Linked DNA regions of Homo sapiens: regions 1, 2, 4, 5 and 6 are each linked to region 3. A link is a contact called in ENCODE Hi-C or POLR2A ChIA-PET data. All regions are on one chromosome and are shown on one strand. The core of a region is the stretch at or near the end of the contact, and the rest is flanking DNA. Distances in the headings are between cores, read along the strand shown. Region 1 overlaps ARID1B (AT-rich interaction domain 1B). Region 2 holds the start of TBP (TATA-box binding protein). Region 3 holds the start of QKI (QKI, KH domain containing RNA binding). Region 4 holds the start of C6orf120 (chromosome 6 open reading frame 120). Region 5 holds the start of ARID1B (AT-rich interaction domain 1B). Region 6 holds the start of PDCD2 (programmed cell death 2).

Region 1 (4,931 bases), core at 1,341-3,840, 6.4 Mb before region 3:
CCTCATGATCCTTCCGCCTTGCCCTCCAAAAGTGCTGGGATTACAGGCGTGAGCCACCGTGCCCGGCATAACTATTTCCTTTTTATGATAAAACTCTGCTTCCTGGAGATACTTGTCAAAAATTATTACCCATCTACATGTGAGACCTTCAGGTCTCAGCCTTACTCTTCGTTTACTAATCTGAAGTTTTGGATTTCTGGCGTATGAGAATTTCTGGTTTCCAGCACATCTCTTTCATTTCTGCTTAAATTTAGTAGCTAAATTAATCTGTAGCAAACTTTTCTATGGATTTTTGCAGGTGGGAAAATATACATAAATTCACAATGGATGGACCTTGCCTTCATAGAGGTTAAAAGGAAAATAGACATATATGTGATTATATATACAACAGTAAAATTCTATCAGTCCAGTGCAGTAGTACATAAAGTGCAGTACATTCCAACCATGGGGGGTCAGGGAAGACTTGGAAGCATGACCTCAAAGGGCAAATGTACAGGGAAAGTGAAGGGATCTGTATGAATAAAGGGCTGAAAAAAAATACGGTAGGCTCAGCACAGAAATCATGACAGGGTGCTTCATATTCCAATAATGAGTTGAGGTAAGGGGTGATATCATATGGCAGATTAGGAACAGATTCTCCAAAGCCCTTTATCCCGAGGTAAGAAGTCTAGACCCAGTTCTGTTGGTCTGAGGGATATTAAGCAGAATGACATGTTCAAATCTGTTATCTGAAGAGGACACTGGGGGCACTGTGAGGGAGAATGGGTTGGAAAGAGCCTGGTGTCAAGGAAACCAGTTTCACAGTATTCTAGGCTTAGGAGGAGAGATGCGAGTCTCAGTTAAGGCATTGGTAATGGGAATGGAGGCTAGTCTGTATTTCAGGAATGGTCAGATGATGTTTATAGCCAGCATCTGGTAAGTGCTGATTTCATTCTCATAACAACCATCAGAGCAGACTGTCGTCATATACATGAAGAAGCTGAGGCCCAGAGATGCTAAGAAACTTGTCTAACTTCTCCAAAGCCACTGCTTGGAGGAGTTAAATTTAGTTCTGTTTAGTGTTACCTGAGTCCATGTTTCACTTCCTATTTCTCTCTAGATTTGGAGGAAAAAGCAGTTCTGAAATTGTAAAATTTCTAGCCTGGTGGCTTTTGCTTTCATTAAGGAAGGAGGGAAGAACTTGTCCATTAAATGTTGGTACTCCTGAAGGTTCTGTTTTAGGCTCTATCGTCCTTTGTGATGCCTTTTTATGATAAAACTCAGTCATCCACGCTCACTCAACTGTCATCTAATTGCCTGCGAATCCATGTTCTTTAGTCTCCTGCAACTTGTGCCATGACCTGTATTTCCTGCTGCCAGCGGGTCACCTCCGCGGATATACCACAAGCATGTCAAATTGCCGAGGACACAACCATGCCATTCATTCTTCCCACCAAGCCAAAAGAAAATCTGGGTGTATCTGGACGACTCCTGTCTTCCCCTTCATATGCAGCCATTATGTTTCTAGAGCTAGAACCATCTGAAAATCTTAAGTCCTTTAGGGTTTTTTCGCCCCCTGCCTTTCTCTTTTAGCAAAGATAAATAAAAAGTGAAACAAATTGGCACAACTTGGAGGATGAAGAAGTAGCAAAAGACAAAGCTGTTAGAGGGATAGGAGAAAGTCATTTCAGGAAGGAGGGAATAGACATAACAAGCAAATTTGCCGTTCAGGAAATGTTTTATTTAAGAAAATTAATAATATTTAGAAAATAAATTGGATGGAAATAAATTTTTAACATTCCTTCTCTGATGAAGAACTGACCTAAAATGTAGTTAGTTCTTTATTCTTGCTTTTTAACCTTGTAGATAACATCATGTTAGTCATTTACCCCCATACAAGTTGAGCACTCTGTAAGGGATGTAATTTAAACATGTCTCAAAACCAAAAACCAGTCCATGGGCAGATCTTTTTATTGCGATAATATATAACTACATAACTGTAAATTGGAACCTAAAAATATATATTTAATATGAAATTAATTTTTTTTAATTAACCCAAACTTTAACTTTTTTATAAGGGGTTGTGTTTGAATGCTTTAGCCACTAGGCATGTGTTTTTCTTTCTGATGCTGTTGGAGCTATAAATAGTAGGTAGAACTGAATGAGATGGCATCACATAAACAACAGCCTAGCTTGGTCATTTCTCCTACTCAGATCGCGAGTCAAAATATTAAACAGTGGTGGTTTCAAACTATATGTAATTTCCTCAAAATTATGCTTCTCTAATATTTTTTCCATCGCTTTTTCCTCACCAAAGATTTGTTACCTCTCCCCTTATATAACTCTTGGTCATAACTCAATAAATTATTTTTTTAAGGAGTGGTACGTGAGTTTATGCTGTACGTGGTTTCTTTGGCTGATCTACTTGAGTCCTTAATTTTCTTACAAAAAGTAACCTGGAACTTATGGCTAGAAACGATACATTCTTACAATATTAATGGCCGAAGGAACGTTACTTCTTTGCAGAATTCGATAAAGAAATGAGAAATTCGGGGACCCGGAAACTTTTAGCGCTTGCCCTGAACAGCGGCCCGGAATCTCCCGCCCACCCGTCCCTGCCCGGATGCCTGCGCGGCGGCGGCGTCCTTCCCTCCTCGGCTGCGCTTTTACTCTTGGTCAGGGCCCGCTTGAGAGAGGGGGATTTTAGAGAGAGGGTGTGAAGGACGCAGGACCGCTTTCAGGCCGCCAGCTCTCAGGCCTCGCTTTCCGGTCCTCACTGCGCGTCCACACCTCGCCTTGGTTTCTTTTGTTTTATTCAAGCCCCGGCCCCGCGGTACAGCGGGGAGACTCGCCCGCGCCCACGGAAGAAGCCGAGCTCCTCCGAAGGGAGAACCAGTGATTCCACGGACCCCGGAATCCCCCGGGAGTGGGACCACCAGGCAGCGGGCGGAATTAACCCTGCCGCGGAGGCGCTGGGCGAGGATGAGGGCGGCGAGCGCGGAGGGGACCGAGTCACACAGCAGCCCGGCGGCCTCTGCCGGCAGGCCCCGCTCGCTCCTTTCGGCCCGACCCGGGCGGGGGTTCCGGTGCCGCCCTCCCTACCCCGCACGTAGGCTCGTGGGGGCGGGGACAGGGGGACGAAAACAACCGCGTCCTCAGCCTGACTGAACAGGCTCGGACTCCTCCGACGGCGCCGCGCCGCGCACAGATGAGCCTTTGTGGGACCCCGCGGAAGGAGGCGCCGGCCGCAGCCACATTCCTTTCCGGGCAAGCGCGGCCGCCGCCTGCAGGCACCGTCCGCCCCGCGCGCCCGCAGGCTCCTCCTGGAGGCGGGAGGCGGCGGCCGCTCGCACAGCGTGTTTTCTAAAGTTTCTGCTGACACAGCTTCGCGTACACATGAGCCGGCGCGGCCAGACTCACGCAGGCACCGAGTGTTTCCCCTGCGCCGTCTCGCGCCGCCGCCCCGCTACCTCGCCGCGCGCCCCTAACCTCTGCGTCCCGCGTGGCGCGCCCAGCGCTTAAGGTTTTATTTTTCCCCTACTTCCTTTGGTGCATCTCTTTCCCCCTCTCAAAACCACCACCCAAACTTAAAGGCTGGATGAGTTGGAACCCGTTCGCGTAATTAAAACGAGTGGCTGACGGTGGAAAAGCCAGGAACTACAGACGAAGGACGCCAGCAGGGCCGCGGAGCCCAGGCCGCCAAGAACAGGGCGGGGAGGCGGGGCGGGGCCGCGGAAGGGGGCGAGGTGGAGGGGCGGGGCCGGCGGGAGGTGGGCGGGGCGAGGCTGGCAGGCCGCCGCCATTGGCTGTTACCCGACGCACCGAGGCTGGGCGGCTTAGCCAGGCACTTGGATTCTATTTGTGTAATAGCTGCTTCTTGGAGCCAAGTGCATGCTCATCAACCTTCCTTGCTGGGAAAACCAACTCACAGCATTTTTTAAAAGCCGAGAAACGCCTAGGCTTGTAAAGTTTCATCTCCTGCCTGTGCTTTCCTGTTCTTAATTAAATGCTGAAGAGTCTTGTCGGGATATTACTTTTCATCCTGTCTCTGCCATGGAGACTTTGGGATCACTGGGTGGTCTCTTGGTCACTTGCAGGTGTTTTAGGTAGGATGTTGCAATCTGCAATCTAGGAACATTTGACGACTTTTTCAAGTAAGCTAAACAACACATGAAACTATAGTAGATTAACCAAGACATGCATTTAATCCAACTAGTAGCAATCAGCGACGGCCACTTTGGTTTTACACTTTTTGTTCACTCTGTGAACTATATAATTTGACCATAAATTCTAATTTGTTCTCTTGTTGATAATTCTTATGCAGATAACTTATAACTTATGTGTGTATTTTTATCAGACTCAAAGCAACTTAATTTTGGAATTCTGCAAATTTAATTGATGATCCATTATAACAACGTAGGGTTAGGGTTAGGGTCAGTTTTCGGTGTTGATGTAGAGACAGAATCCAAAAGTATTTTGAAATGTTTAAGAGAAATGGCCTTGAAGAGTTCTGAATATTAACATTCTTCTGTTTTTATGCCTTGTAGTGTTTACCGCACGTGTGAATATGCATAGAAATTTTCATGTAGCAATTTCTGTGTTTGTGATCTGTATACAGATTTTATAAAAATAATAGCAGGGACATTTCTGACCTTGATCATTGTTGTTAACTGATGACATTTGCCAGTTACAGTTTAAATTAAGTTGAATTTATTATTTAGGTGTTTCATAAGAAGGAGTGAGTTGCATACTAGGATATACTCTTGTATTCCATATCCTCTCCTCACTCCGGCGCTTCCTAACAGGAAGAGCAAATGCATTGTGAGGATAAACACTGATTGGTTACTATCTGTAGAGCAGGATTAGCAGCTCTTTTTAGATTTTGAGCTGCAATCTCTTTTAATAGTGCTTAAATTGATGCAGGTCAGTGAATTTTGTGTTTACAGGCTTTT
Region 2 (5,022 bases), core at 1-2,500, 7.1 Mb after region 3:
GGGGTTTTTACCCTCCGTTGAAAACGTAGGGCGAAAATCGCAGCTGCAAAGGGCCCGCGGCTCTGTGCGGTTCCATCCCCAAGTCTCTGCCAGGAGCCGAATACATGGCTGTAGAGGACAACATCGCACGGCTGCGCCTGCGGATCCGACACTTGCTGTCTCACGGCGAGATGGCTGCCTTGACCGGACGTTACGCCACTTCCGGCTTCTCCTGAAGTTCGCTCCCGGCCTCTCTATCTCACGCTAGTCGTTGCTCCTGGAGGGCTGCACGGCGGCTTGTCCCTTTGGTAGTTGAATCCCGCCCATTCCAAAAAGCGCTGACAGGGATGTAAAGGGTTTTTTTTGTTTGTTTTTTGTTTTTTTCCCCCTCGAAGAAAACATTGGAATTCACCCCAATGGACAAAAATTTAAGTCTGACCATACAAAAAAATTGTCAGAACTATGGCGCAACGGCAACTCGAATAACGGTGGGAACGTTAATTGTCCTGGCTAATAAAAAATGTATATAACATTTCCTATCCTTAAAGAGCTCACAACCTCACTGATAATAAAAAGTACAAAGAAAACAAGCAGTATAACATATGATTACGCCACAATGAACTACAGAAGGGAAAATCAAGGCGTGCTGAAGTCCCACTAAGAAACAACTGCGGAAAGAGCCATGTGACAACAGTGCATGAACTGGGAGTGGCAGAACTGAATATAAATGCATGTGTAAACACAAGCTGTTTGTTTTGCTTAGTGTTCCTTGTCATTCTACACGCTTGAAGATCAGCTAGCGTTCTTGCTGACAGGTAAGGAGGACGCGCTTACTGAGTGCCAAGCACTGCTCAGGCACTGATTCTGTCAATCTCTGTCAATCTCCCGACAGCCCAAGGGTAAGCACTGTTATCATTATTCAATTTTACAGAAAAAAAATGCGGGGGAGAGGTCAGGTAACTTGTCGAAGGTAACGCCGCTAGTTGCTTTAAACAACAACAACAACAACAACAAAACACACTCACACATATACACACACACGCCATTTAAAAATCGATCTTTCCTACGTCCAGCAAGGGCCAATTAGAGATGGCTGTGGCACGGCGGCCCCGCCCCGGAACTCCTCAAGAGCTTCGCCCCTCCTTACCTATGGAAACACAGGAAGTGACCTATGCTCACACTTCTCATGGCCTCGGCCCTAGTGGGAGCAACTCGCTGAAGCCGAGGGCAGAACTGGCGGAAGTGACATTATCAACGCGCGCCAGGGGTTCAGTGAGGTCGGGCAGGTTCGCTGTGGCGGGCGCCTGGGCCGCCGGCTGTTTAACTTCGCTTCCGCTGGCCCATAGTGATCTTTGCAGTGACCCAGGTAACAGATTGTACTCTTTTCTGACGGTTCGGGCGAAGGCCACCACTGCACTGAGGCCTGGGGGCAATGGTGGGGAAGAGACTAGGAATTGGCGCGCGTGCAGGCCCCTCGGGGGACGTTCCTCCCTTTCGTGCTGCCGCCGTTCCGGCCTGTAACGGCCACTCGGCCGCCACTCCCGCCTGGTGCCCTACTCTGCTGTGTTTCGCAGGCAGCTTCCCATCGTACGATTGTGGGGCTCAGGGTACTACTGGCTGGCTGGGCGGCGGCAGGCGGGACAGGACAGTCCCTTGCATCGAAGACCCTAAGTTTACCCTGCCCTGTCCTGCCATCCGCTTCTTCTCCATGTTAGAAGCAGATTCACCCAGATCTGTGCCCGCCTGTTTTGCTGCCAACATTGAGACTTAAATATTTTGTCAGAAGCCTGAGACAGCGGGCACGGTAGCGCTTAAGATATAATACACACCACTTTATTTGCAGGGTCTCCCGTCTCTCGGTTCAGGCCATCATGGTTTTCCAAATCTCTAGGTAGACTTTTCTGTGAAAAGACTGTGCTTCATTTAGTTATACAGACACTAGAAGGCTATGCAGAATTAATTTGATTGCCTCCAAAAAATATCGGATTTGATGTTTCAATTTCCAGGAGATGAAGATACCCAGCAAACAACTCTTTTCTGAGGATAAATTAGTGCAGTAATCACTGTGCGGTTTCTTCTGTAGACTTACTTGCAAAAAGTGGCCTGAAGCCACCGAAGGTCCTGGATAAATCTCTAATCATACTTATAATGGCTTTAAATCCTGCCGTCATTATCTCTTGCCTCAACCTTAGATTCCTGAAACGAAACTTCCGTCCTCCAGTTTTACTCCTCTCAAATTCATCTAGTCTTGCCAAATTAGATCTGTTCATACTGCACTTCCGAAATTCCATAACTGTTATTATTGCCTATGCAATAACATTGAAAACTCCTGATAGTATGAGCCCACCAATATGTGCTGTCTCATCTGCTGCAGTGACCTTCTATACAGTCATACTAAGCTTGTTGCCTGCATACTGCATGCTTTTTCAATCTGTCTCTTTCTGCTTGATTTCTCTTTTGTCTGAAGCCCTGATGTGTAAATTCCTACTCACCTTGTGAGACCCAAGTTAGATGGTCCCTGCTTTGTGAAAACACTGCGCTCTCTTCACAGTGATTGGCTGTTAGTCTATATTGTCTTCTCTTCCAGGGGTGTATATGGGCTCATTCATGATCACATACTGTATTCCAGGCATAGTGCTAGATGCAGAGATCACAAAGACATGTAGGCTGGTTTCTGCATTCAAGGAACTTAGCTTAGACCATACCTGCTGTTATAATACTATGTTTTACAGTAGTTATTTGCATACCCTTCATATTGAACACTTTGATGCCAAGGACTATATCCTCCTATCTTTATATCCTCATCTGCAGGACTTCTGTTATTGTTATTATAGGATAACTGTCAAAAAAAAAGTATATTTTAAAAAATATCTCTGATATATTTATTTCCAGAAGCAGAGCTTGCTTTCTTTTTTGGTCTGTTTTTCAGTGATGAGTATGTAGGATAGATAGTCTTTGGGGGCCTTTGCCCTTTCAAAGTGATCGTCAGAGTCTTTCATACATTCAGCAAATATCTGAGTGTCTGTTCTGTACCAGCACATGCTTGAAGTGCATATGCCTGAAGGATCTTTGGACATATAATTTGTAACTTTGAGACCTCTAAGTTCTATGTGAGAATATGTTGTTATAAACTCATTTCAGATGTGTAGTGAGTAAAGCGATGATGATTTAAGAAAAGTCAGATAACAGGCACAGTTTGCATTAATGTGTTCTAAAGAGGTAAGGTTATTACATTTATAAAAATTCAGGGCTTTATCTTTGTGCGGCTTTTTTTTTTTTAACAGTTTCATTACAGTAGGAGCTTGATAAATGATCACTCTGAAGTATATTGGATTGAATTTGATATTTACTTAATTTTTTGCCCAAGACATTGTAGAGGATGTAAAATTGGAATATTTAAAGATCTAAACTTTGCCTAACAGTGCTGTGTATACAGTGCTTAGTGAATATTCTGCTCTGATATTACATTTTGCTTAGGAATTATTTTTCTCTAGGTGTTTTTCCTCAAAAGTTTTTAATGCTGGTTATGACAGCTCGATTTTGAGCATTTTCCGATTATTTAAACATGTAACAAAATGATTTTTGTTTTGTTGGCGATTTTACATGCAATCGCCGGAAACATGGAAGGAATAAAACTTTAGGATTATAAGGTAAAAACAAATGTATTCCAAAATAGCTTCATTGGTTTTCATGTTTGTGTTTTGTATAGCCATAGAACTGGCTTATAGGACTGTACAGGTTACCTGGATCCTTAAATTAAACTTTAGACTTTTTTCCAAAGCAGCATCACTGTTTCTTGGCGTGTGAAGATAACCCAAGGAATTGAGGAAGTTGCTGAGAAGAGTGTGCTGGAGATGCTCTAGGAAAAAATTGAATAGTGAGACGAGTTCCAGCGCAAGGGTTTCTGGTTTGCCAAGAAGAAAGTGAACATCATGGATCAGAACAACAGCCTGCCACCTTACGCTCAGGGCTTGGCCTCCCCTCAGGTAATATAGCAGGAGGGAGAGAATAGGGAGGGCGGAAATCTGAACTGCAAGAGATGGTATCAAAAGGCAAGGAAGGGCATTTAATGATCTGTTTTTGAAAATGGTTTAATATGTTTTTTAAGCCTTATTTTGTTGAGAAGTTCTATTAGGCTTTGAATAGGCACAATGGTGTTTATTTGGGAAGTCTGGAAGCTAAGTTATATATTTATGAAACACCTAATCTTTTGATAAACACTTATGAGAATGTTCCAAATGACTATATAGGGTCTTTGATTTTGAAAATCACCCTCACCAAATTATTTTCTAGTTTTATTTTTCCCCTTTTACATTTCAAGCTCTCAACCACCCATCTACTTTAAAAATTTTTCAGCCTGGGTGCAGTGGCTCACGCCTGTAATCCCAGCACTTTGGGAGGCCAAGGTGGGCGGATCACCTGAGGTCAGGAGTTCGAGACCAGCCTGGCCAACGTGGTGAAACCTCATCTCTACAAAATATACAAAAATTAGCCAGGTGTTGTGGCGGGTGCCTGTAATCCCAGCTACTCGGGAGGCTGAGGCAAGGAGAATTGCTTGAACCCGGGAGGTGGAGGTTGCAGTGAGCAGAGGTCGTGCCACTGCACTCCAGCCTGGGAGACAGAGCGAGACTCTGTCTCAAAAAAAAAAAAAAAAAAAAAAAAATCAATAACTTTTGTTGAAATATACATACAAAAAAACTCATTTTAAGTGTCTGTTTTGATAATTATATATAATGTATAAATTACAGAACATTTCAGTTACCTTAAAAAGTCCCTTCTTCCCCTTTATAGTCACTCTGCTGGCCCCAGGTAACTACTGCATCTGCTTTTCAATGCTGAAGATTAGTTTTGTCTATTCTAGAATTTCATATAGATGGAATCAGAGTGTATGCTTTTTTGTGTATGTCTGACTTCTTAGCCCAGTGTACTGTTTGTATATCAGTAGTTAATCCATTGTATAGCTAAGTATCACTCCATTGTTTGGATGTTCCACAGTTCATCCATTCTCCAGTTGCTCACATTTGGGGTCTTTCCAGTTTGGAG
Region 3 (5,003 bases), core at 1,287-3,786:
AAAATTGCCTATCATTGTTCTTTAATCTGGTTTAAGTGGTTGAGCCTTATGACACTGCCATTTCTATGGGTCAAAAATGGTGGAATATTGTCATAAAATTCAACCTGATTTAAAGGATAGGGCAAGGAAAAAAAGCAAAAAAAAAAAAAAAAGCTTTAGAATAAAATATAATTGGATTATAATCCCAGACACAGGACTCACTAGCTATATTCTTGGGCAAGTTACTTAACTTCATCTTTCTTGGGTTTCCCCTTATTTGTAAAATGGGGATAACAGTCTAACCTAAGCCCAAGTTGTACTGATGATTAAACGAGATATGCATGTAGGGCATTCAGCATAGTGCCTAGGAGCTTAATAAATAAGCAGGCCATTAAGAAGGGGATTGCATCTTTTACACTAGCAGCATCAAAACCTTGATTTTGATTTTTCTAGGTACTGAAACAGCCTTCATTACTTAGAGACCATAGCTTTTTTGCAAGTTACTATTCCCTGCATTTAGAAAGTTCATCTTTAAACAGGCAATTCAGTAAGTAAATATTCTATGGCTCTAAAACAGATACGGCTGTTGGAGACTTTAAAACATCTGACAGTTACATTTTTAATGTTGTCTACCAAGGCTATTACATTTCCTCTGTCAAAGTAACTTAATTTTAAAAACGAACTCTGTGCTTGTTAAACGAAAAGGCCAGAAGGCTACTGGCTACTCAGCGTTCATTTGAAATTCTTATAGTGCCTTCAGTACAATTCAAACTTAGAGGTGATTCTCACAATTCATGTGAAGCAACATTTTACAAAAAAAATCACCTACGTTCACTGTTAAGTCAGAAGACAGAATGATTAACAAAATCTCAGCCGCGAATTACTCTCACGATGGCCAACTGGATATTAAATAACTCTGCATTATTTTAATGGAATGTTATAAAGGATTTGCAACAAAATGCAGACGTAGATTTAGGGACTGCCGACTTCTATAGATCAAGGACTTCATTGGTGCAGCTGAGGAAATTCTTCCAAACAAGTCTAAATGTTGGAAATCCACCAAACTGCAGAGAAAGACCTCTTGCCTCCGTATTCTTTCTTCATCTGTAAAAATGTTGACTTCTGCTTTTCAGACTACGCGCACAGCCTCTTTATTTCCTACTGCGGCTTCATTCCCTCACGGAACACTGACGCCATCGCGAAGGAAGCATTTCGAGCACGACTGACGCTCCCCTTATTATTTGCTAAGCCGCTGCGCTCGGGTCTGGCTACGATTTGCTTTCAGAATAACGGGAAGGTGCAACAAGATCGCTTCCCTAGAGGCGCGTCGCCCGCGTGGCCCGGACCCCCCACGCCCGCCCGCCGCCCCGTGGGTGCGCACGCGTGTCCGCGCAGGCTTCCCGCCTGGCGAGTGCAAGGCTCCTCTCCGCCGTGCTGCTTTCCAGCCTCTCAGCAAATCACGAACACCGAAAGAAGCCACGGCGGCGACGGGAGGGGCGTCGCGCGTGCTTCCCTCGGCGACAAAGCGGGAGCCGGGCGCGCCGGCCGAGGGCGCCCGGCGCAGAGTCCCGCAGAGGCGGACGCCGCGGCACGCGCCTCGAAAAGCCTCAAACTCTTATCCTCGGCTCTCCCGCCCCACCTCCGCCCCGCAGCCAAGACCCGCGCCGTGGCGGGCCCGACGGCCAAGGAAAGCCCACCAGCCCTCCGCACCGTGGGCGACGGGCCAAGACCCGGCCCTAAACGGCCAGACCCAGCCCCTAGTCGGCTGCCGCCCCCGCCCCACGCAGGCGCGCTCCGGGGCCCTCCCCTCCCCCACCGCGCGCTCGCGGGGCCCGACGGGGGCGGAGCGACCCTCGGAAGGGGCGTGGCGACCGGGCTCGACGCGCGCACGCGCTCTGGAGCCCCACGGCTACGTGTCGGGCCACGTGATGCCCACCCCGAAAGTCCCCCGTGAAGCAACAGGACGTTAAAAAAAAATTTCTCTTCTGCGGGGTGGATAAGAGGTTCTGAAAAAACTATAGTAACGGGAGGCGAGGCGGAGGCAGCGCTGGCGCGTCCCGCTGGAATTCCTCTCGCCTGCCGCGCCAGCCCCGACCGCGCCCGCAGCCCCACCCGCCCCGTGCCGTGGAAAGCCCCGCGCCCCCCCCGCGGCCGTCGGCCCCGCAGCCCACACCCACCCGCCCCGGGCGCCCCGCACGGCGGCGACCCAGTCCTTGCGCCCAGGCCCGCCGAGCGCCGCAGTCCGTCACACTCCCGTTGCCCCCGTCGCCCGCCCCGCCGGGGAGGCAGGGAGGAGGGGGCGCGGCGCCGGCGGCTGCCCCGGTCGCGGGGCGGCGGGCAGCAGGCAGCGGGAGCGCGCCGGCCGGGACCCGCTAACGGCCGCCCTGCGCGGCCCCGCCCGCCGCCCGCCCCCGGCCCTCCCCGCGCCGCTGCCCCTCCCCCCGCCGCCGCCGCTGCTGCCGCCGCCGCTGGCAGCGCCGCCTGAACTGAGGCGAACTCCGCCGCCAAGTGAGTGAGGAGGAGGAGGAGGAGAAGGAGGAGGAGGAAGAGGAGGAGCGCAGTCGGAGCGCGGCGGCAGCGGCAGAGGCGCCGCGGCGGGGACCAGCCCAGAGAGACCCCCCGAGCCCGCGGCACAGGCGGCGGCGGCGCTGAGCGGGCTCGACCAGCCGAGCGAGCGGCGGCCCCGGCTCCTCCTCGTCCGGCGCCAGCAGCCCGCGCCCCGCGCCCGCACTCGGCCAGCCGAGACCCGCCTCCCGCCCGCCCGCCGGCCTCGTGAGGGACGCGCCGAGCCGGGCGGCCGAGAGCGGCGGCGGCTGGGAGCGCGTCGGGCCCGGGCGGAAAGTGCCTGCGGGGGGCGGGCGAGCGCGCGGTGCCGGCCGCCCCGGGGCTCGGCGCGGGAGCCAGAGCGGGAGCCGGCGCGGAGCGGGACGCCGGGTCCCGAGCGGCCCGCGGCCGGGGCTCGCCCCCGCCCCTCCCTCCTCTCCGGCGGCGGCGGCGGCGGCGGCGGGCGGAGTGAGCTGCGGAGCCTGGAATATGGTCGGGGAAATGGAAACGAAGGAGAAGCCGAAGCCCACCCCAGATTACCTGATGCAGCTGATGAACGACAAGAAGCTCATGAGCAGCCTGCCCAACTTCTGCGGGATCTTCAACCACCTCGAGCGGCTGCTGGACGAAGGTGAGCGTCTCCAGGGCCCCGGCCCCGGCCCGACCCCCGCCGGGGCGGCCCCTTTCCCCGCTTGGGATGGTGGGGAGGGCGGGAAGGTCACGGCCGGGCGGGACCGAGCGCCGGGGGGACTGGGAGGCCAGGAGGGCGCACAAAGGAGGTGCCGGGCCGGGCTTGCGGCGGGCGGGCGGGCCGGGGTGGACCCGCCGGTGCCGGACGCCCCCTGCCCGGCCGGGACCCCGCGCCGCTGGCGTCCAAGTTGGCGCGTTGCGGAGGGCTGCGGGGTGAGCCCTGCGGCCCCTCTAGCTTCGGCGGTCACATTTCCGAGAGGTCGGCGGGGGCTGCGCGGACTCGGTGGTCCTCGCCGAGCCCTCCCGAGAGCAGGCCCACGCCGCGCCGCCGGCCTGGAGGACGCGTGTGCCCGGCGCGGGCCCCGCTCCTCCGCTCGGCCTCCCGAGCCTGCTCTGCGCGGACCCCCACCGCCCCGCGTTCGGGAGCTCTCCCCTCCCGTGAGGACTAAAGCGGGGTTTCGTGGTTGGGGAGTTGGTGCAGCTGTTCAATACTAAGTGGAAGTCAGTGTGGGGCTCGTTAGTTTAAAGAAATTCCGTAGGAGACCGAAATTATGCTGGCGTAGCCGACAAGGAGGACTAAGTGACGGCGAAAAGCACTTTTTTCCCTTTTGTTTGGGGAAGCGAGAACTGTTAGGGAGTTGAACTTCACTTTTCGGGGGTGGGGGGGGGGGGGGTGGAGTGCGAAATAACGCGATGACAGATCGGAGCGCAGCCTGAGTTAGAAGAACTTGGGCGGAGGGTTTGCTCCCGGGGACGCAGCCGCCTGAGTTTGTAGGACAGGGTTTCGAGACGTTTGGAAAGGGCGAAATAAAATTGAGCCAAAGTTTCCAAAAAGCTGTATGGAGCGCTGTGGGGAGTGAAGAATGACAAGAAGATTAATGTTGACCAACTTTGGAATTTCCTTAAGAAGTTCTCATAGCAGTACCTGAAGTATTAATTTCTAGTAGCTGTGGGTTTCTGTGGACGCCTAGAGAAAAAAAAGACCACAAAAAAAGTCTGTTTCGAAAATCGACTGGCCAGGAGTTTGTTTGTTTTTTTTTCCTGCTTAGAGGCACCACCGGAGGACTGTGTAAAGGAAACTGAAAACTACAGGTTGAAGAGATGAACAATGGAGTTTAGATTTTTCGCAAGAATTTCGAGATTTTAAAAATAGAGTCGGGGAACAGGAGTTTGAAGCTTGGGGAGTTGGAATGTCACTAGAGAACAAAAGGCCGGAAATGTTTCCATGATAAAAAATGGTTAAAGAAAAATCCCAGGAGTTCTGTTGTCTTGAAAGTCATAGAAACAACTTAAAAGTAGAAAATGGTTAGGTGTTACGGCTTTCTCGTCGTTTTGCTTCCGTATGTTAAACATACAGCACTCACCAACGTTGAAATGGGCATTTTCCGCTGTTGGAACAGCAAATCTGTTAATTTCAAGTTGCTCCAGAGAAAACCTGAGCTGTCCCTTTAAGGGGTTCTGCTTTTCCTATTTGTGTTGGCATTTGAAAGATTGTGGAGGCAGAAAACTTTCTGGAATGTCAAAAAAAAAAAAAAAATGCTGGAACTCTTAAATTGAGTATTTCCAAATGTGAGCGCTAAGGGGCGCCAGTTATTTTTTAACCATGGAAATGGTTGGAACAAAATGTGTAACATACTCAATCTGACTGACCTATATTAAATTTAGTTGAAACTTAAGTTATAGATTATTTGATTTGTCATAATGTGTTTATATAGTGTTTTCGAACATTGAAAATACTTTCCTTAAAATTATTGGCACAACTTTATGACGTTTCAAAATAACACTCTTAC
Region 4 (4,454 bases), core at 1,145-3,644, 6.3 Mb after region 3:
AGCACTTTGTGGGGCCGAGGCAGAAGGATCACTTGAGCCCAGGAGTTCAAGACCAGCCTGGGCAACATAGTGAGACCCTGTCTCTACTTTAAAAAAAAAAAGTAGTCAGGTGTGGCAGTGCATGCTTGTAGCCCCAGCTGCTGGGGAGGCTGAGGTGGGAGGATCGTTTGAGCCACGGAGGTTGAAGCTATAGTGAGCTGTGATTGTGCCACTCTACTTCAACCTGGACAACAGTGACATCCTGTCTCAAAGGAAAGAAAAAGAACAATGGACAAGGGAATTCCTCCCAGATAGCAGAATCAGGGTCTAGTTGGGAAATTCCTCCCACCTCCACCCCAGCATCACTTCAAAACTGCTATAGACCAGTGTCTGCCATGTGTCTCCCTTTTCCAAAAGGGAGATGGTTACAAAAACCATGGTCATATTTAACCACTGCATTTTAGTGGGGAGAGCAACTAGTTTGTCTTCTTAGTCCATAGGGCTCTGGACCACGAGGAACCACAGCCAGGCCTGATGGAGAGAACTGTGCAATCCTGAGAAATGTTCTGTGTTGCACTAGGCACCTTGACAAAGTGTCCCCCTTGGGGTGGGGAGAGTGTGTTCTCCATGTGGGATCAAGAGTGGAGCAGAGATCTGGTCACCAGAAGAGAGACTACGGTAAGTGCTGTTCCTTTTCCACTAAGCCACTTCCCTTTCCTTCTAGACACAGAACTAAACTACACTCCCTAGCTTCCCTTGCAATTAAGTGCAGCCATGTAGTCGTTGAGTGCCTGGCCCATAAATTCCTCCTGCACTGCCTCTCTTCTTTCCCCACCCACTGGCTAAATGCGGAGAATTCAGAGGGCCTAAGGAAAAAAACCACAACATGGAAGAATTTTAGGCTGCAGCTTGCAGAGAGCTGCCCAAAGGAATCGTCTGACTAGAAACCGCTACACAGGACTGTGTGAGCAAGAAACATGCAACTGTTCTATTGGGGTGAATTGCTACAGCACTTAACCTACCTCCACTAATATAAATTGTTTAACATTTTTTTGAATTACAAAAGCAATACAATACAAAACATTTAAACAATGCAGAAATAATAAAGTTTTTTATCCCTACCTCCTCTCCCTGCTGTGCCAACCCTAGGGGATAATCAATGTCACAGGATATCCCCAGGAATATCCATGTACATACATGCACAGAACAAGTCAGGGAAAATAAACTAAATTTATTATTTTAGTGAGATTCTAGTGCACCTAACACTAGGTAAGCACTTCAGGAAAAGGCAGTGACAAGTGATTGCTAAAGATACCATAGTCTTAAAGTTAAGTCAGTAAACACAAGATAGTAATCCCAGATAAACTGGAAGCTGTAGAGTTAATACTCCTTTACTGGTACAGAGCAGTGTGTGTAAATTGTAGAAAATTTAGAAATACATAAAAAGATGAAAACTCTACTACTCGAGGAGTACCACTGATAAAATCCTGTGCATTTCCGTTTTTTTAATGTACATACGAATATTTTTAAAAAGAGAAAATTACTCCCTTCTGATTAGAAAAGATCGAAATTTTTCTCTTTTAGTGATAATCAAGTCAGAAACTTGCTGTTTGGCTCGAGTTAGGAAAACCTAGCCTGGTAGTTACCACGCAGGTTGAAAGGCCAGTGGGGCATAATTAACGAGCCCTCAGGGTCCACGCTCCCGCCCTCGGAGCTCAGAACCGACGGGAGGTGCAGGAGGCCGGGCATTTCTACAGCCCTGGTTCGTTCCTAAACTACTGAATCTTTTAAAGAGATCTGAGTGCTCCTTATACACAGCTGCTTTAATTAAAATAACCACCTGAGCCCTTTTCCTCCGAACTCCACATGCGCTCAGTTCTCAAAGCGCCGATCTCAAGCGGCCGCCCGGATGCTCCGGCCCGACTTGTGCCCCGAATTCCCCTGGAGACCCTCGCACTAGCACGGCGTCAGGAGGAGGCTTCGGGTGACGAGACAGCGGGCAACGGCTCTGGTCCAGAGCGCGCGTGTCCGCCGTTGGAAGCGGTCACGGCGGAACCCTCAAATCGCCCCCTTTCCTAGAGACCTCAGCGGAGCCGCGAGCAACCGCGCAGCCCCCGCGCTCCAGCCCTGCGCCCTAGGCACACGCCCCAGAGCAGCAGCTCGGGTTCGGCGCCGACTCCGCGCCGAGACCAGCCCGCTAGGGGAGGACTCACAGCACCCAGCTCCCAGGAGGGCACGCAGAGGACTACCGAGCCACACTCCGCCCCACGCTCGCCGCTATGGTTACTTGCCAGCCGACCCACGCGAGCCGCTATGGTTACTAGCCCGCCGCCCCTCGCGCCCACGCCCCTTTCGCTATCTCGCGACAGCTGGAGAAGCCTCGCTTCCGGCCGGCTCACTTACGGACCTAGCGTCACTTCCGCCTCCGGCGAGGCTCCGGCCTCGGGTCCGGATGTATAAAGCGCGGCCCCCTGCGGGGAGTGGTGGTGAGTCCGAGGGTGCCACAGCGGCCCTGCCCCTGCCCCTGCCCCTGCCCTGAGTGGGCGCCGCGCTACGGGGGAGGGGTTAACCCACCCCTCCTCCCCGGGGCCTCACGCGGGTGGGAAGGGACAGTCCCAGCGACAGACCAGGCGCCTGGACGCGCCGTGGACCCGCGTGCGGACGGCGGGGACAGGCTCCGGTGCTGAGCGCCTCCGGTGTCCCCAGCAGCACTGACCCACTTGCAGGCCCCGGAGCTGAGCCGCCAGCCATGGCCGCTCCCCGCGGGAGGGCCGCGCCCTGGACGACGGCCCTGCTGCTGCTCCTAGCCTCGCAGGTCCTGTCTCCGGGAAGCTGCGCGGACGAGGAGGAGGTCCCCGAGGAGTGGGTGCTCCTGCACGTCGTCCAGGGCCAGATAGGCGCCGGGAACTACAGCTACCTGCGGCTGAACCACGAGGGCAAGATAGTCCTCAGGATGCGCAGCCTCAAGGGAGATGCGGATCTGTACGTCTCCGCCAGCAGCCTGCACCCCAGCTTCGACGACTACGAGCTGCAATCGGCCACCTGCGGCCCGGACGCCGTGTCCATCCCCGCGCACTTCCGGCGCCCAGTGGGCATCGGCGTCTATGGACACCCCTCCCACCTGGAGAGCGAGTTCGAGATGAAGGTGTACTACGACGGCACGGTCGAGCAGCACCCGTTCGGCGAGGCCGCCTACCCCGCCGACGGCGCAGATGCCGGCCAGAAGCACGCTGGTGCCCCGGAAGACGCCTCGCAAGAGGAGGAATCTGTTCTCTGGACGATATTAATTAGCATTTTGAAACTGGTACTTGAAATTCTCTTTTGAGTCGTTGACCACACTCTGGGATATAAAACCCTCCATCTGTGAAGCTGATTGCAGTTTGCTGTGAACCTTGCTACTTGTACTTGGTTGAAGTTCTAGGTACCTTTAGTCAAGGGATGGAAAAATAAAGCCATACGCAGTTTTGTTACCTCAGTTACCCCAAAAATAGGAAAAGCAGCAAGCACAGTATTTTAAAGATCATAATTCCTATAAAAGGACTGTGCACAAAGTGTTTAGACTCCATTTTCATTAGGCAGGTTGACTAAAAATGATTGCAGTAACAGGTTTATATAAAATAGAGCAACCTTTCATGCTGTGACACAAATCAAAAGGTTGATAACTTTGTAATTTTACTCTGGAGATTCTAACCGAAGTTGGTGTAAGTTTTCAAGAGTTACTAAAATCAAGTTGGAAATGATTTACGTACACTTCCCTGAGCCTGGACTAAAGCCTCATGCCTGTACCCCAAGTAGGTGATGGTACTTTTCTATACAAAAAGGATTTCCTGGCAGGCAGGTATTTACAAAGTTTGTTCCTGTACCAGTCCAATAATGACAACTCTAAATCCAGCTGCACCAAATCTTAGTGGGCCATTTGTCATACCTATGAAAATTCTTCAGTTATTAAATAACTTTGTCAGTGCTACCTATGGTAGGCCGGAAACAATGTAGATTAGGAAGTTTCATGAAAATTAACTTTTGGGGCTATGGAGAAACAGTTAAGTATCTTAAGTTACTAAACATTTCCACTGAATTTTTGGAGTGAGCCAAGGTTACTATAAAATACTTTGGAAGATGAATTCTCTACCTGGAGTTAGTTTCGAGAGTAAGCGTAGCTTTTAACAGAAATAACTGCAGATTTTAAGCTCATAATTTGCAAAAAAAATCTTTTATTGGCATGAAAATAATGTTGTAAATGGCACCAAATATTCCACTTAAATGCATATACAGTATTAGAGTCAAAAACTATTTTATCCCTCTTTGCTGTTTTTCCCCCTTCTGCCCACTTTCCTGGGTGTTGGGGGGGCCCGCTGACAACAGTCACAAATCCAGCGACCTAGGAAAAAAATTGTTAATATAGAATGAAAAATTATCTTTACAGGACTGAATTTTAAGCCCATCTAAACTCTTCTGCCTTAGCTATCACTAATGAT
Region 5 (4,412 bases), core at 814-3,313, 6.6 Mb before region 3:
TCCAATCTTCTAGTTGACTTGCTGAAGCAAATGGAATTAAAAGAGATTTTGACTTCTCTACTAATTTTTTTTTAGTTTCACGATTTGCCAATATGAAAAAATATTTTAAGGAAAAGGGCCATAGCTGAACTTGGTGACTCATTTTCCCTTTTAGGATTAGTTGTGAAAATAAGCCACAACATATGGCTACACTTGTATGAACTGACTTTGATATATTTTATCAATTTGAAAAAATGCACTTTTAGGATGATGTGTACATACTTAGTTTGACTATGTCTAAAAGCATAAATATGTAATTGATTTTAGAATATATGTATATACACACAAAACAGACATATATTTATATTTGCATATGAAAAACTAAAAATTCAACTTCTGTGGTGTAATGCGTATAATTAGTATGTATTTGAATATATAAAGGGAGAAAATCCAGGAAAAAATGTCAAAAAGGCACACTAACAAAGATGTAGTATTCTCTTGGCAAAAACTGATGAATGATTTGGCACGAATTCATCTTATGGTTCTGTTATTCTCTCTAACACACGATGATATATCCCGTTTTCCAGTTGTTTGCGTAGAATTGCAATTTGTTGTTTCTACACTCTATAATGACCCTTGGGTGTGCACCTGATTCCCTCCCCCCGACCCCAATTAGTCACCAGTTTTCCCATCAATCCTTTTCTATTTAGTCATGTAACATATTTACACTTGGTCAAACAAATAACCACTGCTGCAGTGGAAATGAACTAAAATAGTTTTTATGGAAAGCTGAAGAATGAAATAATTTTGGAAAACTATACTCTACCAAAACCGTAAGTATTGTTTCTGCCAGGTTTTAAATGCTTTCTCTCAATGAAAACTGAGTCCACACTAGTACAAGTGGGTCATTGCCTAAGGTTAAGAAGTCTTGCTTTTTAAAATGTTACTAGGGGACAATGCACATATTGAAAACATTAATAACAATGCAAATATTAAAAACATTATAAAATGTTAATAGACACCAATTTTTAAGAGAACAAAGTATGGAACATTTCTACATTAGGACTAGAGTTGACTGTTTTATATTATTATTGAAGTTATATTTATTAAATATAATGTCTATAATATTTTAGTTTCGTTCCACATCTCTTTGAAATGAATGTATATCGAGAGGGTTAACTGTGCACACGAAGCTCTGAAACATGATGAAAGGTGTCATATAGATTTATGAAGATACGAGCTAACCCATAGCTGTCGCTGTTCTGGCACCAAGAGTTAAATGTTCATGTGAAAGTTGGCGCAGAAAACACCACTGTACATACTCCACAGAGGACATCCAAGTGCATGTAAGAAAAATGCTCCTTTGGGAATACGTGGACATATTCCTTTGGAAATACACTGACAAACCTACATACGTGTTTAAGGTGCCTTCAAAAAGAGTTATGTAAACATTCTCTTTGGGGCGGGTGCAGTCAGTCATAAGCATTTATTGAGTACCTACTGGGTACAGGCCATAGGGCTCTCTGACCGGGGCTAACCTTCATTTCAAATCTTTCCTAATTTTGCAGTTGGAAGAAGTTGTGGGAATTACGCCGATGGCCCGAAATCAAGGCAGAGGCGAACGTTCTGAAAATTACATAACTCCTGGGAGAGACCGTGCTTTTGCAGATTGCCTAAATATTTTCTTTCTCCGTCGGCTCCTTGTAACCTCTGAGGCCAATAGACAACTTTGTTTCCCAGCCCTTCTCCCTCTTTTGTCTGCTCGTCAGACTCGTTTTCCACCTTTGTATCGTTCCTTTTAGACGTGAAAACAAACATGCGAACGCCCGGTTGGCAAGGAGACAGCGGCCCGGGGGGAAAGTGCAGGTTCCGGCCGCCCCACGCCGCCGCGCTCCGAGCGGCCGCCGAGCCGCCCCGGCCCCGGCCCCGGCCCCAGCCTTAGCCCAAGCCCGGCTGGGTCCCGCGAGGCTGCGCCGGGGCGGGCGGCGGCGGCCCGGGGACGAGTCCAGTCCGCGTTTTGCGAGTGCGCGGGAGTAATGCGAGCGAAGTGGATAATAGTTGCTCGAGCTCGCCCGCTGCCTCTCAAGCCATGCTGGGCCCGATAGGCTCAGCTAGTCGTGTATTTACCCATATCCGGGCTAGAGAGGAAAAGAGAAAAGTTTCATTTAAACCTGAACTAAAAACTTTCACCATGAAAGCACACAGCAGGAGCAGGCCCAGAGCGTAAGGCGTGCCCGGCCCGGCGCTCCGGCGGGGCCTGCGGAGGGGGAGGGGGTCGCGGCTTCCCGGCGGGCCGCGTGGATGCGCACAGGAGGGGCCGCGGCCTGAAAAGTGGGGGTTATTGTCTCCCCCCGCCCCCCGCCCGGCCTCGCCACGCCGCGGCGATCATGGCCGCGCGGGCAGCAGCGGCGGCGGCGGCGGCGGCGGCGCGGGCGCGGGCGCGGGCAGGCAGCGGCGAACGGCGGGCGCCCCCCGGGCCGCGGCCGGCGCCCGGAGCCCGGGACCTGGAGGCGGGGGCGCGCGGCGCGGCGGCGGCGGCGGCGGCACCGGGACCCATGCTGGGGGGCGGCGGCGACGGCGGCGGCGGCCTGAACAGTGTGCACCACCACCCCCTGCTCCCCCGTCACGAACTCAACATGGCCCATAACGCGGGCGCCGCGGCCGCCGCCGGCACCCACAGCGCCAAGAGCGGCGGCTCCGAGGCGGCTCTCAAGGAGGGTGGAAGCGCCGCCGCGCTGTCCTCCTCCTCCTCCTCCTCCGCGGCGGCAGCGGCGGCATCCTCTTCCTCCTCGTCGGGCCCGGGCTCGGCCATGGAGACGGGGCTGCTCCCCAACCACAAACTGAAAACCGTTGGCGAAGCCCCCGCCGCGCCGCCCCACCAGCAGCACCACCACCACCACCATGCCCACCACCACCACCACCATGCCCACCACCTCCACCACCACCACGCACTACAGCAGCAGCTAAACCAGTTCCAGCAGCAGCAGCAGCAGCAGCAACAGCAGCAGCAGCAGCAGCAGCAACAGCAACATCCCATTTCCAACAACAACAGCTTGGGCGGCGCGGGCGGCGGCGCGCCTCAGCCCGGCCCCGACATGGAGCAGCCGCAACATGGAGGCGCCAAGGACAGTGCTGCGGGCGGCCAGGCCGACCCCCCGGGCCCGCCGCTGCTGAGCAAGCCGGGCGACGAGGACGACGCGCCGCCCAAGATGGGGGAGCCGGCGGGCGGCCGCTACGAGCACCCGGGCTTGGGCGCCCTGGGCACGCAGCAGCCGCCGGTCGCCGTGCCCGGGGGCGGCGGCGGCCCGGCGGCCGTCCCGGAGTTTAATAATTACTATGGCAGCGCTGCCCCTGCGAGCGGCGGCCCCGGCGGCCGCGCTGGGCCTTGCTTTGATCAACATGGCGGACAACAAAGCCCCGGGATGGGGATGATGCACTCCGCCTCCGCCGCCGCCGCCGGGGCCCCCGGCAGCATGGACCCCCTGCAGAACTCCCACGAAGGGTACCCCAACAGCCAGTGCAACCATTATCCGGGCTACAGCCGGCCCGGCGCGGGCGGCGGCGGCGGCGGCGGCGGCGGAGGAGGAGGAGGCAGCGGAGGAGGAGGAGGAGGAGGAGGAGCAGGAGCAGGAGGAGCAGGAGCGGGAGCTGTGGCGGCGGCGGCCGCGGCGGCGGCGGCAGCAGCAGGAGGCGGCGGCGGCGGCGGCTATGGGGGCTCGTCCGCGGGGTACGGGGTGCTGAGCTCCCCCCGGCAGCAGGGCGGCGGCATGATGATGGGCCCCGGGGGCGGCGGGGCCGCGAGCCTCAGCAAGGCGGCCGCCGGCTCGGCGGCGGGGGGCTTCCAGCGCTTCGCCGGCCAGAACCAGCACCCGTCGGGGGCCACCCCGACCCTCAATCAGCTGCTCACCTCGCCCAGCCCCATGATGCGGAGCTACGGCGGCAGCTACCCCGAGTACAGCAGCCCCAGCGCGCCGCCGCCGCCGCCGTCGCAGCCCCAGTCCCAGGCGGCGGCGGCGGGGGCGGCGGCGGGCGGCCAGCAGGCGGCCGCGGGCATGGGCTTGGGCAAGGACATGGGCGCCCAGTACGCCGCTGCCAGCCCGGCCTGGGCGGCCGCGCAACAAAGGAGTCACCCGGCGATGAGCCCCGGCACCCCCGGACCGACCATGGGCAGATCCCAGGTAACCCTCGCGCCAGCCGGGCCTGCTTCCGCCCGGCGGCCTCGCCGCGCCGCGAGCCTGAGTTTCTTTCTTTGCCGCGTACTTTTCCCCGTCTTCCCGCGGGGGCGGCGGGGGCGCGGCGCCCAAAGCCATCTTGACGGGCGGCCGCCTCCCGCCGCGGTCGGGGCGCCCCGGGGGCCGGCGCGCTGTCCAGGCCTGGGAGGGCTTCGCCGGGCCGGGCCGGGCCGGGTGGCTTCTACCCCGCCGGCCCGCACC
Region 6 (4,851 bases), core at 841-3,340, 7.2 Mb after region 3:
AGCCCTTTATATAAGGTAAGTGCTGGATAAATGTTGGCTACTATAATAAAATAAGCCTCTAAGATACTTGGTCAGCACAAGTACTACCCAAGAGTATGCACTGTAAGTAAACTGACAAAATTGTGTATCTAAAACTGGCCAGATGAAAGAGAAACTTTTAAGGGGCCCTTCTGCGTGCCCGACACTGTGCTAGGCACTCACACTATCCCGACCCGAGAAACCGATCTGCGACCCAGAGGAACTTACCAAGCCTCCAGCATCTTGTGCAGCCCTACTCATGGGACCATCTGGATACCCACCCTTGTCTTTACAGGGAGCAGAACACACCTCTTATGTGTCAGAAAACAAAGTCCAGGAAGTATATTTTTACCTGAGGCAATATCTGAAAATTGTATGCTACAGCCTCCAAAGTGAGTCTTCCTCTCAGTACCTCTCTTCTAGGCACATGGAGCCCTTTCTTCCAAGTATTATGTTTAACCACTTAATGAATGAAGTCCTGAAACTGCTTACCCATGCTCCCTATAATCTCTGAGTAATCTTCCTTTTCCACAACCTCAGGCATAATCTCATCTTCTGTTTCTATTACAATTTCAAATTCTGGAAAAAGGAAGTTGTGGTCTGGAATTATATGGTCCAGATGATCTGAAACAAAAAGGACAGCACTATTAGTAATCATTTAGTTTTGAAGACAGTCTAATAATTTGCTGTCTCTAAAGTACTATATTCCCTATAGTTCTGGCATTTTAGATAAAGGGTCATAAATTAAATGCCTATATGGTGACATTATTCAGTGATTCAGACTTCACAGCCTTTTTTTTTTTTTTACAAAGGTGTTCCAGGCATGAAAAATTTTAAAGTACTATACCTTTCCTAATTTTACCTTTAAAGTTGTCCTGGAAATATCTGGGTTGACAAAGGCGATGAAACTGAACTGAGACTTAAAAAAAAGATTACCCACCTGGTTGTGCACAAGCCTGCTTATGTCCCAATCTCCAGTCTAGGGTCTGATGCTCCTTGCTGCAGTAATATGCTTTGTGGCATCTGGAGCACGTTTTGGGGCCTAAACAGCCACAAACCCTGCAGAGATGAGCACCAGACTTAAGCTGGAGACACACTGATTCTCCTGTTTCTGGGGGAGGATTCTCAGAAGGTGGCTCATATGAGTAAAAATCGTTTTTCCTGGGTAGTTGATTCCTAAAAACTAAAAAAGAATACAGAGAAAAGTTTTATCTTCAAACAAAACAGCAATTCACATATTTTATCCTCTGCACGTAAAACTGAAAATAACAACAACAAAAAAGAAATGAAAGTTTTTGCTTTCAGGAATAAGCTTTTAAAATCCAGAAACTAGATTTCGTCCGGTACACGCAACTGAGTTGCCTCCTAGAGGTGGTTTGAGTTAATCAAATTAATAAGACTGATCGTTAAGAACGACTGCCAAAAATACGAAAAAGCTACTGGGATCCATCTTTCCAAGACAATTTCTATTATCTGAATTAACACCATACCTGGTACCCACTGATTAAAAGCTGGGGGTTACCAATGCGCGTGGGCACAGTTAGAAGCTTATGTAGCAAAAATGAGCACATCCTGGAAGGGCCCGGGAGAAGGTGCTCCTGGGGCAGCGCGGAGAGGGAGCTCTGAGGCTGGGGCGGCAGCGGTGCTTGCCGCCGTCCCCCTGGTCGCTCCCGGAATTAACGCCGCGCACGCGTCGGAGGCATGGCCCCGTCCCGACCCCGTTTGGCGGCTCACCTCGCAGGCCGGCACAGCACGGCTGCTCGCGGCAGCAGAAGAGGAAGATGCAGCGGTGGAAGGCGTCCGGGCGGCCAGGCAGCGGCGCATACACCTGCAGCAGGAAGGAGAGCGGGCGGCCGCACAGCTCGCAGGCCAGGGCCTGGGGCCCCGGCAGCCCGGCCGCGCCCAGCCATGCCGGCCGCCCGCCCACCTTGCTGGGGAACTGCTCGCTGCGCAGTCGCCACGCCGGCGCCGACTCGGCGAAGCCCAGCTCCACAGGCCTGGCCCCGGCGGCAGCCATGCGGGGCGCGGGCTGGCGTGGGGCGCAGCCCACAGCTGGGTCGGAAGGCGGAAATCGGGCGCCGGGCCGGAAGGCAAGAGGCGGGCACCTTTCCGGAGGACAGGAGGCGGAAACGCGTCTGACGGGAGCGGTTGCAGGACCAATGCGAGGGAACGGGGCAGAGGAAACCTCTCGGCATCAGCCCCGCCCCTGGCGCCTCTGCCTCCGAGCCGCTTTCCTGGTGCCTCCGGGTGCTCTGGGATGGTTCTGGTCTTTGGGAGAGTGGCAGCTGGTGACGGCGCTCCGCTCACCTCTGCACATGTCTTGCTGTGGGCCTGCGGGTGGCCGCCAGGGAGGCAGAGCCCTCCCGCAAACCTTCCCTGCTGGTGTCCACCTCAGGGTGTGGGAAACCTGTGCGCTGGCCGAGTGCTAACCAAGAGTAGGCAGTGAAAGACAAATGAAGGTTGAACAGGTAAAGTGAGGACCCTACAGCGGAAACCAAGAATCCTGTGTGCCTGAGAGTAATGAAGAAGCCTCTGCAGAAGAGTCTTTTCTGTCAGTCTTAAGGTCTCTGTTTTAATGTTAGTGCTGGCTTGCTGTACCTGAATTCCAAGGGAGGAGTGTATAATGAGGCATGGCCAACCCCCACTTCCCATCATTGCCTGAACTAGTTTTTCAGGTTAACTTCAGAATGCCCTTGGGCAAGCAGAGGGTCCATCAGTCGGTTGGAGGGTTTAGAATTTTACTGTTGGTTTGCAAAGGTCTGAAAGAAACATGTACCACCTGTTCTCTTTAAGGAGTTCTACTTAGGAGGTTTCATTTACATAACAAGACCGTGGTTGTCAGCCAGGTCTCCACCCGCATAACCTGTTATGCCACAATCCAAACCCCCATTCTGTAACCTCAAGATGGTATATAAGTTTCTGAACCCCATTTGGGGCTTCAGCAAAATCACTCTGGTTCTCCCCCATGTGCATGTTAATAAATTTGTATGCCCTTTCTCCAATTAATGTGCCTTTTGTCAGTTGACTTTTCAGTGAACCTTCAGAGGACAAAAAGGAAGCTTTCCCTTGGCTACTACAGTGGCTTTAATGGAAGTAAAGTCATCAACAACATTTATTTTTGACAAAATCACAGTTTAGTTGGCAGTATATTTGTTTGTTTTTGTTTTATTTGAGATGGAGTCTCGCTCTGTCGCCCAGGCTGGAGAGCAATGGTGCGATCTCGGCTCACTGCAACCTCCGCCTCCCGAGTTCAAGCATTCTCCTGCCTCAGCCTCCCGAGCAGCTGGGTAGCAGTATATTTGTAATGGTACATAAAATAATGTCTGTTTTTAAATAAACATTTACATTGTAAACCAAAAGTTAACTCTCCATCAATTTTTTTTTTTCTTTTTTGAGATGGCATCTTGCTCTGTCACCCAGGCTGGAGGAGTGCAGTGGCATGATCTCGGCTCACTGCAACCTTCGCCTCCCAGGCAAGCGATCCTCTTGCCTCAGCCTCCTGAGCAGCTGGAATTATAGGTGTGTGCCAATACAACCAGCTAATTTTCGTATCTTTGGTAGAGACAGAGTTTCACCATGTTGGCCAGGCTTGTCTCGAATTCCTGACCTCAGTTGATCTGTCCGTCTCAGCTTCCCAAAGTGCTGGGATTACAGGCATGAGCCACCACATCCGGCATCCATCAATTTAGAAAGTTTATTTCACCAAGATTAAGGTTGCACCCGTGACACAGCCTCAGAAGGCCCTGATGACCATGTGCCCTTGGTGGTCAGGGTACAGCTTGCTTTTATACATGTTAGGGAGACATGAGACATCAATCAGTATGTGTAAGATGTACTTTAGTCAGGTAAAGCGGGACTTGAGGTGAGGGCTTCCAGGTCATGAGTAGATAAGAGGCAAAAGATCGCATTTTTTTGAGTCCTTGATCAGCCTTCCACTGAATACACAATTTAGTCTGGCTCAGTGAATTATCATTTTTACGTAAACAATAGGGGAGGGGAAGCAATTAGATATGCATTTGTCTCAGGCGCACCTTAAAGGGATAACTTTGAGTTCTGTCTGTCCTTTATCCACAAGGAATTTCCTTGTGGGCAAATTTTAAGGGAGGTACGTAGCCTCTTATCTTGGCAGCTATCTTATTTAGGAATAGAATGGGAGGCAGGTTTGCCTGACATAGTTTCCAGCTTGACTTTACCCTTTGGTTTAGTGATTTTGTGGTCCTGAGTTTTATTTTCCTTTCACAGAAATTATACCGTAAAAGTAATTGAAGAAAATCACTTCTTTCCCCTTCCCTCAACTAGGCCTTGACCATTTTAAATAAAATCAGGATTTGCTGAAGGTCAACAAATTTAACCAAGTTCAGTTAAAACTTAACTCTGAATCTGTATGTCCCTGGGGTCTTTTCCAGTGAGAGATGTCTAAGCATCATTCCAAGCTTTTCTATACTAACTGGCCTATTTGTATGTTTCTTATTTTAGGATTCCTTTTGTTCATGTGTATTTTTATTAGGCAATCACCCATTTCCTGTAGGTTTCCAGGTTAATATATTTTTCTTATTGGAATTTTAATTTATCCTCTCTAGTTTTCTACATATTTTTTTTTTCTTTGAGACGAGGTCTCATATGTTGCCCCGGTTGGCCTCAAACTCCTGGGCTTAAGCAATCCTCCCACCTTGGCCTCCCAAAGTGCTGGGATTATAGGTGTGAATTACTGTACCCAGCCTAGAATCCTTAGTCCTATATACTTTTGCTGTTTTTTTCATTGCCAACTTGAAATAATAAAAAGGGTCAGAATCCTATAAACCAAAAATAAAATAAGGCCCCCCAACCCTCTGA

What was found. A loop is a pair of places that touch in the nucleus more often than their neighbours do. ChIA-PET counts read pairs that join two places held with the same protein, here RNA polymerase II (POLR2A). Pooled maps may share reads with other maps.
Region 1: a loop to region 3 is called in a pooled map, with 11 times the contacts of the local background. The contact joins the enhancer-like site here to the promoter of QKI in region 3. A Hi-C loop is called at or near these places in 4 of 50 pooled maps.
Region 2: a loop to region 3 is called in a map of naive thymus-derived CD4-positive, alpha-beta T cell, with 23 times the contacts of the local background. The contact joins the promoter of TBP here to the promoter of QKI in region 3. A Hi-C loop is called at or near these places in 2 of 168 maps with a recorded cell type or tissue (both naive thymus-derived CD4-positive, alpha-beta T cell), 1 of 37 single-sample maps with no recorded cell type and 8 of 50 pooled maps. POLR2A ChIA-PET finds 5 or more read pairs at or near these places in 1 of 52 experiments (T-cell).
Region 4: a loop to region 3 is called in a map of B cell, with 13 times the contacts of the local background. The contact joins the promoter of C6orf120 here to the promoter of QKI in region 3. A Hi-C loop is called at or near these places in 2 of 168 maps with a recorded cell type or tissue (B cell and naive thymus-derived CD4-positive, alpha-beta T cell) and 8 of 50 pooled maps.
Region 5: a map of CD8-positive, alpha-beta T cell shows a loop between it and region 3 (17-fold over the local background). The contact joins the promoter of ARID1B here to the promoter of QKI in region 3. A Hi-C loop is called at or near these places in 2 of 168 maps with a recorded cell type or tissue (CD8-positive, alpha-beta T cell and naive thymus-derived CD4-positive, alpha-beta T cell) and 7 of 50 pooled maps.
Region 6: a pooled map shows a loop between it and region 3 (9-fold over the local background). The contact joins the promoter of PDCD2 here to the promoter of QKI in region 3. A Hi-C loop is called at or near these places in 2 of 50 pooled maps.

What each region holds. Positions count from the first base shown.
Region 1 is chr6:157,018,446-157,023,376 of GRCh38, forward strand. All of the region lies in intron 4 of ARID1B (AT-rich interaction domain 1B), which reads left to right. Among named protein-coding and RNA genes, the nearest start is that of MIR4466, 240 kb to the left of the region's middle. RefSeq lists an enhancer at 649-698 and silencers at 2,921-3,440, 3,741-3,830. Within about 2 kb of position 2,591, at least 40 of the 41 ENCODE cell types and tissues checked have a DNase peak (open chromatin) inside an H3K27ac peak, as active enhancers do.
Region 2 is chr6:170,553,119-170,558,140 of GRCh38, forward strand. TBP (TATA-box binding protein) reads left to right here and starts at 1,251. Exons shown (of 8, transcript NM_003194.5): 1 at 1,251-1,345; 2 at 3,764-3,965. The coding sequence starts at 3,912. It overlaps PSMB1 (proteasome 20S subunit beta 1), which reads right to left and starts at 189. Exons shown (of 6, transcript NM_002793.4): 1 at 12-189. The coding sequence starts at 124. RefSeq lists enhancers at 1-321, 1,132-1,521.
Region 3 is chr6:163,412,182-163,417,184 of GRCh38, forward strand. QKI (QKI, KH domain containing RNA binding) reads left to right here and starts at 2,537. Exons shown (of 8, transcript NM_006775.3): 1 at 2,537-3,154. The coding sequence starts at 3,013. It overlaps LOC124901234 (basic proline-rich protein-like), which reads left to right. Exons shown (of 4, transcript XM_047419614.1): 2 at 433-1,904; 3 at 2,068-2,487; 4 at 2,784-2,995. The coding sequence starts at 1,025. The coding sequence ends at 2,995. It overlaps CAHM (colon adenocarcinoma hypermethylated), which reads right to left and starts at 1,769. Exons shown (of 1, transcript NR_037593.1): 1 at 884-1,769. RefSeq lists silencers at 1,176-1,955, 2,046-2,865, 3,116-3,165, 3,366-3,555 and enhancers at 1,789-2,441, 2,442-3,095.
Region 4 is chr6:169,699,732-169,704,185 of GRCh38, forward strand. It overlaps C6orf120 (chromosome 6 open reading frame 120), which reads left to right and starts at 2,395. Exons shown (of 1, transcript NM_001029863.3): 1 at 2,395-4,454. The coding sequence starts at 2,729. The coding sequence ends at 3,304. WDR27 (WD repeat domain 27) reads right to left here and starts at 2,298. Exons shown (of 26, transcript NM_182552.5): 1 at 1,820-2,298. It overlaps PHF10 (PHD finger protein 10), which reads right to left. Exons shown (of 12, transcript NM_018288.4): 12 at 4,171-4,357. The coding sequence ends at 4,272. RefSeq lists enhancers at 1,852-1,931, 2,252-2,341 and a silencer at 2,392-2,761.
Region 5 is chr6:156,775,315-156,779,726 of GRCh38, forward strand. It overlaps ARID1B (AT-rich interaction domain 1B), which reads left to right and starts at 2,064. Exons shown (of 20, transcript NM_001374828.1): 1 at 2,064-4,157. The coding sequence starts at 2,367. LOC115308161 (a long non-coding RNA gene) reads right to left here and starts at 3,204. Exons shown (of 2, transcript NR_163974.1): 1 at 2,932-3,204; 2 at 1,046-2,117. It overlaps MIR4466 (microRNA 4466), which reads right to left; the gene lies at 4,364-4,412. RefSeq lists silencers at 1,788-2,137, 2,158-2,397, 2,548-2,697, 2,768-2,837, 3,088-3,317 and 3 more and an enhancer at 3,281-3,816.
Region 6 is chr6:170,582,547-170,587,397 of GRCh38, forward strand. PDCD2 (programmed cell death 2) reads right to left here and starts at 2,091. Exons shown (of 6, transcript NM_002598.4): 1 at 1,753-2,091; 2 at 959-1,201; 3 at 511-642. The coding sequence starts at 2,035. RefSeq lists a silencer at 1,821-2,060.